2 separate regions of the Homo sapiens genome follow, and region 1 is linked to region 2. Evidence: read pairs that join two places in POLR2A ChIA-PET (ENCODE). Cell type or tissue: PC-9. All regions are shown on one strand.

The links. Peaks named below come from ENCODE experiments on the same cell type or tissue, not always from the same donor. Only the 100,000 strongest peaks of a DNase experiment are listed, where the experiment ranks them.
Region 1: POLR2A ChIA-PET joins it to region 2 with 6 read pairs; 12 of 35 experiments call an interaction of 5 or more read pairs at or near these places.

The regions. Positions count from the first base shown.
Region 1 is chr19:40,546,979-40,550,978 of GRCh38, reverse strand. It overlaps SPTBN4 (spectrin beta, non-erythrocytic 4), which reads right to left. Exons shown (of 36, transcript NM_020971.3): 21 at 1,566-1,790; 22 at 652-741. Among named protein-coding and RNA genes, the nearest start is that of SHKBP1, 28 kb to the left of the region's middle. In PC-9, CTCF peaks have their summits at 1,519 and 1,718; no DNase peak of the experiment used is centred here; H3K4me3 peaks cover 439 bases; H3K27me3 peaks cover 966 bases.
Region 2 is chr19:40,611,809-40,615,808 of GRCh38, reverse strand. It overlaps LTBP4 (latent transforming growth factor beta binding protein 4), which reads right to left. Exons shown (of 30, transcript NM_001042545.2): 14 at 3,825-3,950; 15 at 3,617-3,736; 16 at 2,613-2,744; 17 at 2,280-2,405; 18 at 1,771-1,893; 19 at 1,363-1,494. Among named protein-coding and RNA genes, the nearest start is that of LTBP4, 12 kb to the right of the region's middle. RefSeq lists enhancers at 856-1,135, 1,357-1,904. In PC-9, no CTCF peak of the experiment used is centred here; DNase peaks (open chromatin) are centred at 488, 798, 1,888 and 2,448; H3K4me3 peaks cover 2,650 bases; H3K27ac peaks cover 2,526 bases.

The sequences.
Region 1 (4,000 bases), 65 kb after region 2:
AGCCAATGAGAGTTATTCCTGAGACTACTGCTGACATTATTGAGGTGGGAAATTCTCTTCAGTTTTGCTGGTGGGAGGTAAACCTGAATCCACTGGAGGCCTTTTATCACCAGGAGAGGAGGACTGGCCTAAGAAGAAAGCTCATGCAGAAAAACAAACAGGCCGGGCGCGGTGGCTCACACCTGTAATCTCAGCACTTTGGGAGGCTGAGGCGAGTGGATCACTTGAGGCCAGGAGTTCGAGCCCAGCCTGGCCAACCTGGTGAAACACCCCACCCCCCGCCGTCCATCTCTACTAAAAATACAAAAATTAGCCAGGTGTGGTGGTGCACACATGTAATCCCAGCTACTTGGATGGCTGAGGCAGGAGAATCGCTTGAACTCAGGAAGTGGAGGTTGCAGTGAGCAAAGATTGTGCCACTAAACTCCAGCCTGGGCAACAAAGCAAGGCTCCATCTCAAAAAAAAAAAAAAAATAGAGCCAAGAGTCATGAAAATATATGGAAGCACCTGGATACATCTGTATCTGCTGTCCACAGTCTTGTTAATTCCAAAAGCCAATACATTCATTGTTTTGGCTTTAACCACCTTCAGCTGTTTCTATCACATGTATCCAAATGTCCTAACTCGCTCCCTCACCTGGCTCTGCTCACCTGGTTCTTTTTGATGTGCTGCTGGACCGCCTGCAAACCGTTGCCTCGCTCTGTCTGCATGGCCAGTGGCAGCCGCTCCTGAACCCATGCCTGGAGAGGACACAGGAAGCAGGTCAAGGGGAGAATGCATCCAAGAACCCCTGCATCGCAACTAAACTTTAAACCTGCACGGCATCCCAGGCCCTTCCTTGCCTAAGAGCCCAGTTGAATATTCAGCCTCCTCCATTTTTTGTTTTTTTTTTTTCTTTGAGATGGGATCGAATCCCCAGGCTCAAATAATCCTCCTACCTCAGCCTCCCATGTAGCTGGGACAACAGGCACCACCACACCTGTCTCAGTCTCCTCTGTTGACATACTCTTTCTTGCTGTCTGCACTTAAGCCAGGCTCACACCGTTGGCCTTTGCACATACAGGTCTTGTTTCCTATCATATTCCTAACCACCCTGAATTGTCACTGTCTGGGGACAAGTCTGTTTTCCCCGTTGGACTCTGAACCCTCTGGGGCACAATGGGGTCTGCCTTGGCCACCCCTGTGGCCCCACTATCATCCAAACACAGGGCTGGGGCTAGAATGATCAACTGAGTGAACAAATGAATGAGCAAATCAGGAAATTGAGTGATGGAATGAGGAACAGAGGAGTGAATGAATGAATAGTTAAGTAAATAAATGAGTGGAGGAAAGAACAAACTATGGATGAGTGAATAAATAAATGAGTGACTTCATGAATAAATCAACGAATGATTCAAAGTGAGTAAATGAGTGTGAATGAATGAATGAGTGAACGGCTGAATGCGTCTTTCAGCGTATGAGTGGGAGGGTCTCAGCCGTCTCCATCTTCAGCCCCGCCCCATGCCCACCTTCTCCGCCCCACCGCCCCGCCCCGCCCCGCCCCAGGCCCCTGCGCTGGCCTCACCAGCTCGTCGTCCAGGTCGTGCGCCACCTGGTGCAACTCCTTGGAAGCCAGCAGCAAGCGGCGGCGCTCCTGCAACGGCTCGAGCAGGCGCACCAGGCGCTCGCCCACCGCGTTCTGCCGCTCACCCACCAGCTCCTTGCTCGCCGGCTCCAGCGGCAGCGCCGCCGTCTGCGCCTGCAGCTCTCCCACCTCGCGGTACCACTCCTCCACCTGCGACTCCATGGACTGTGGGGACAGAGGCAGGGTCAATGGGCCCCACCCGCCCTCCTGATCCTGCTGTGGCTCTCCAGTACCCTTATGGTGACAGCCAGACCCCTCACCGCGGCCCACCCTTCCACCCTCTCCTTGTTCAGTCCCCTCCAGGAGCGATGCGCTCCGCATGAACCTGCATCACACTAAGCTAGTCCCTGCCTCGGAGCCTTTGCCTTTGCTGTTTCCTCTGCCAGGCATGCTCTTCCTTGTCAATCAGATTTCAGCTGGAGTATTACCTTCTCAAAGAGGCTTACCTGACCCCGGAACTAAAGTGGTCCATTAATTCACTAATTCCCAGAACAACCTTCAAGATTGGTAGTCTCCCTGTTTTACAGAGGAGGAAACCAAGGCCAAGAGAAGTTAAAGAATTTGTCCAAAGAGTCAACTTTCCAAAATTATTACCATCAAATATAGTAATAATTTTTTGTTAACGCTTTTTTTTTTTTTGAGATGGAGTCTCGCTCTGTTGCCCAGGCTGGAGTGCAATGGCGTAATCTTGGCTCACTGCAACCTTCACCTCCTGGCTTCAAGTGATTCTCCCGCCTCAGCCTCCTGAGTAGCTGGGATTACAGGCACCTGCCATCATGCCCGGCTAATTTTTGTATTTTTGTAGAGATGGGGTTTCACCATATTGGCCAGGCTGGTCTTGAACTCCTGACCTCAGGATGAACAAATCAGCCTGGGTGCTGTGTCATCCAGGCTGGAGTGCAGTGGGCAACCTCAGCTCACTGCAACCTCCACCTCCCAGGTTCAAGTGATTCTTGTGCCTTGACCTCCCAAGTAGCTGGGACTACAGGCACCTGACACCATGCCTTGCTAATTTTTTTTGTATTTTTAGTAGAGATGGGGTTTCACCATGTTGGTCAGGCTGGTCTCAAACTCATAACCTCAAGTGATCTGCCCATCTTGGCCTCCCAAAGTGCTGGGATTACCGGATAAAAAAATTTGATAGTAAGAAATTATCAAAAATAAATACAAAGCTATAGTAATTTGGATGGCTGCTGTGTCTTAGGAATAGACAGAAAGTGCAAAAGCAGACCCAAATACACAGGAAAATTCATGTGTTTCATAGGTGCCAATTCAAATCCCCAAGGGAAAGATGGATTATTTAATGAATGGTCATGGGCCAATGGCTAACCAATTTAGCTGGATCCTTTCCTTGCTGTTTGTACTGAAAACAATTCCAGATGGATTAAAGACCTAAACAGAGTAAGTAAATCCATAAGGCACTAAAAGAAAACCTGGGCAAATGCTTTTATAATGTTGGGATGGAGAAAAATCTTTCCAAGCATAAAAAACATAAAGGGAAAGATTTATAATTTGATCACATAAAAATACTTCTGCATCAGCCAACAGACATATGAAAAAATGCTCACCATCACTGGTCATCAGATAAATGCAAATCAAAACCACAATGAGATATCATCTCACACCAGTTAGAATAGCGATCATTAAAAAGTCAGGAAACAACAGATGCTGGAGAGGATGTGGAGAAACAGGAACACTTTTACACTGTTGGTGGGAATGTAAACTGGTTCAACCATTGGGGAAGACAGTGTGGCGATTCCTCAAGGATCTAGAACTAGAAATACCATTTGACCCAGTGATCCCATTACTGGGTATATACCCAAAGGATTATAAATCATGCTACTATAAAGACACATGCACACGTATGTTTATTGTGGCACTATTCACATTAGCAAAGACTTGCAACCAACCCAAATGTCCATCAATGATAGACTGGATTAAGAAAATGTGGCACATATACACCATGGAATACTATGCAGCCATAAAGAAGGATGAGTTCATGTCCTTTGTAGGGACATGGGTGAAGCTGGAAACCATCATTCTGAGCAAACTATCGCAAGGACAGAAAACCAAACACCACACGTTCTCACTCATAGGTGGGAGCTGAACAATGAGAACACTTGGACACAGGGCAGGGAACATCACACACCGGGGCCTGTCATGGGGTGGGGGGAGGGGGGAGGGATATCATTAAGAGAAATACCTAATGTAAATGACGAGTTAATGGGTGCAGCACACCAACATGGCACATGAATTCCTATGTAACAAACCTGCACATTGTGCACATGTACCCTAGAATTTAAAGTATAATTAAAAAAATAATTAAAAAATACTTCTGCATCAACCAAAATTTCATAGAGTTAGAAGGCAAATGA
Region 2 (4,000 bases):
CCAACATATAGTAAGGTGCCCCCCAGTTTTTTGTTGTATAAATTTTTTTTTTGAGACAATCTCACTCTGTCGCCGAGGCTGCAGTGCAGTGGCGCGATCTCGGCTCAACTGCCACCTCCGCCTCCCGGGTTCAAGCGAGTATCCTGCCTCAGTCTCCTGAGTAGCTGGGACTACAGGCGCATGCCACCATGCCCAGCTAATTTTTGTATTTTTAGTAGAGACGGGGTTTCACCATGTTGGCCAGGCTAGTCTCGATCTCCTGACCTCGTGATCCATCCGCCTTGGCCTCCCAAAGTGCTGGGATTACAGGCATGAGCCACAGCTCCTGGCCTGCTGTATAAATCTTGAATTTATTTACATATTTATTACCCCACAATAACTCCAGGAAGGCAGGGGTTTTTATATGACTTATTTCCTGTTGCTCTTATTACCTTTTCCAGACGCTGGCATAGAGTAGGTGCTTAGTGAATTCTTGTGGAATTAATGAATGAGATCTTATGAAGCTAGATTTCCATGAGTCAGAGGTCTAGCAGAGTCAACGGCAGCCCACAGATGTTTTGTTTCATGTGTTCCACAAGATGCGGACTCACACACCATCACCGCCCCCCCCCCCCCGCCGACACAAAAAAATATATACTGTATGGAAGATTAGCCCCACCCTCCTGCCTCGCTGGAGCCTGACCCGGGAGGGGTGAAAGAGCGGGGCGGGAGGGAAGGCCTGGAAAGTAAGAAAAGGCAAGGGGCGGGTCTGTGGGCGGAGCAAAGATAGGAAGGGAGGGCCTAAGTGTTCGAGAGACTGGAGCCATCCGAGCGAATGGAAAGCCCTGTCTAGAGAGACCAAGGAAGGGCAGAGCTTAAACGGGCGGGGGCCAATGCTAGGAGAATTTCACCTTGGGAATTTCTCATTGGGAAAGAATGGGGCCTAGGGCCACCGGGATTGGGCCTCTTTGGAGGGAAGGCTGGAAGTAGGACTGGTGGAGGGCGCGGAAAGGGCACGTCCAAACTTCTGTTAGGAAGAGAAGGGGCCTGAAGAGGGGGTTTTAATCCAGAGGCCGATTGGAAGGGGCGGGGCCTAACAGTTTTGGGGCGGTGTCTTACTGGGGGCATAGCCTAAAATGTGGACCGGGCTTCAGCTGCAGAGGGGGAATGGACTGCGGCTGGAAGGGAGGCTTGGCCGTGATCCTGACACAAGAAAATACATGGACACGGTGGCGGCTTATTTCCACTACAGAGATACGGTGAGAGGGTGTTCTTTCCCTCCGCCTAAGTCTGGGAAGCAGGGCGCCCCTCCTCAGTCCCCAAGGGAGCAGCCTCCAGCACCGCGTTGCAAGCGCTAGCGAAGGCGGGTGGGGGCAGGCTCACCGTCACAGGTGCCCTCGGGGCCCGCGTGGTACCCAGGATCGCAGTCCCGGACACAGCGGTAGGAGCCGGGAGAGTTCTCACAGCGCTGCGACCCGCACAGGGCTGGGCCTCGCTCGCGACATTCGTCCACGTCTGAGGAGAGAGGTCGGGTGGTCGGATGTGGGAAGCAGGGAGGCAAGATGGGGGATACAAAGAGGGGAGAGGAGAGTCAGAAGGGGGAGGCCGGGGAAGCAGAGGAGAGGGCAGGAGAAGATTGGGGTAGAGGAGAGTTGGGGAGGCTAGGAGAGGAGGCGGGGGAAAGAGGTAAGGGGAGGGGAGAAGCGGAGGAGGAAAGACAGAGGTGGGAGGCCAATCGGCGAGTCGGGGAGTCGAAGGGAGGAGGGATCAGGCCGGGGCGGGGCCTCTCACCGAGGCAGGAGGCGAGGTCCGGGCCAGCGCGGTGTCCCGGAGGACAGATGCACTCGAAGGAGCCGTCGGTGTTGGTACAGATGCCGCTCTGGCAAAGGTCCTCCTCGCTGCACTCGTCAACGTCTGCGGGACAGGGCGTCCGAAGGCCCGGCCCACCTCCCGCTCCGCCTAACATTCTAGGCCACACCCCTCCACCGCCCCTCGGCTCTCCTAGGCCTCTCACGCCTTCCCCAACCTGCCTCACGCTACTTCCCTCCCTGCAAACACCGCCCCCCGACGGGTTTAGAACAGCTTCTTTACAATCACGGTCCAAATACCCAGACTCGGCCCTTTCATCTCCACGCCCCGCCCCCCCTCACTGCCTCGAGACTCCCACCAGCTGCCCCCTGATCCTGCTGGAATACCCCGGCTAAAAACTCGTTTTCCCCTTTTCGCCCTCTTCTCCCCGTCCCGCCTTTTCCTGCCCTAAGCCCACCCTTTCCGGGGCCAGGATCAGCCCGGGTACGAACCGAGGCAAGAGGCTCCGCGGGGTCCGGGTCGGTAGCCAGGGGCACAAGTACAGGCAAAGGAGCCGTCAGTGTTGAGGCACTCGCCGTGAGGGAAGCAGAAATCGCCCTCCAGGCACTCGTTCACGTCTAGGGTACGCGGGAGATTGGGCGGAGTCACGGGACCCGGCCTCCCAGACAAGCTCCGCCCACATCGCAGTAACCCCGCCCCCACCAATGCCAGGTTTCTAAGCTCCTCCCACAGCGCCTTGGTCCCGCCTCCACCTTTCCAGCCGGCTTTGCCCTGGAACCCAGGCCCTACTCCCAGACTCTCTGGCGGGTCCCTATGCTGCTCACCTGCGCAGGGCCCGGGCCGACCCGACGGCGCCCGGTAGCCTGGCGCGCAGCTGCAGCGGAAGGAGCCTTCGGTGTTAGTGCAGTGGCCGTGGGGACCACAGGGAGGGGCACCCGAACTGCATTCGTCCACATCTGTGGGGGGTGGGGGTGTTCAGAAAGGGTCCAGTCTCGGGACACACCCGACCAATCCCCTTGGAGTAGGGTGTCTGGGGGAGGTGGTGGGAAGTCTCATGAGTTGGAGGCTGGGGGAGGGCTCTATGGCAGAGGTGGGTAGGGCTGACCAAGGTTCTCGGGTTCCGGGGACCATGGTTGCAAGTCCTGTGGGTCTAGGTTTCTAGGAACTACCTGTGCCAGGATTTTGGAGTCAGGAGAGGGATCAGACAGGGATCAGAAATCAACTAGGGCAAGGGACCAGTCAAGTATTATAAACTAGGATCATTGGATGGGATTCGGCTGAGCCATGGGTCAGAGTTAGTGACTGGAATCTGAATCCAGTTAGGATCAGAAGTTATAGTCAGGGTCCAGAATTCTGCCTCAAGTCAGGGGCCAGGGTCAGGGATTATGAACCCAACCAGGTTCCAGAGAAGGGATTCTGAGAAGAGGCAGGGGCTGTGAAAGAGATAGGACCAAGAGTCACACAGTCAAGGTTATGGTCAGTGCTATGGTTAGTGGTTATGATTAGGGTCAAATGTCACAGTCAAATTCAGGAGTTATAGGTCACATTCAGGGCCAGAGTCATGAGGGTCACAATTGCTATCAGGGTATGGGCAGGGACTATCATCAAGGGTGATGGTTAGGGTCAAATGTTACTGTCAAGTTGGGTCTCAGGAGTCACATTCAGGGTCAAGAGTTGTGGTCCAGGTCAGGGTCAGGAGTCACAGGCTCTGGGGACTGAGGGACTGAGGTCCAGGTCAGGAGGTTACGGCCAGGTCATAGTTGTGATCTGGGTCAAGGGTCGGGGGTCATGATGCAGGCCCAAGGTCACAGCCAGGGCCTGGTCTCACCAGTGCATCTGCCACGGTGCAGGTGGTGGCCAGAAGGACAGGTCCTGCACTGGAAGGAGCCGGGCGAGTTCACACACTCCTGCCCAGGGCATGCGAGGTGGTTCTCACACTCATCCACATCTGGGGGGCAGGGGAGAGGGTGGCCTTGAAGAAGTGGTCCAACTCCCCCCTCACCCATCCACACTCCTCCCTCCCTCCCCGGCCTCACCCTCGCACTCGGAGCCAGCAGTGTTGGGTTGGAAGCCCATGGGGCAGACACACTGGAAGCTGCCTTCTGTGTTCTCACACCGGCCGTAGGTGCAGGGTGGGGGGCTTCGGGCACACTCATCCACATCTGGGGCAGAGGGGACCAATGAGGCTGAGGAAGGGGCCTGAATCCATTCC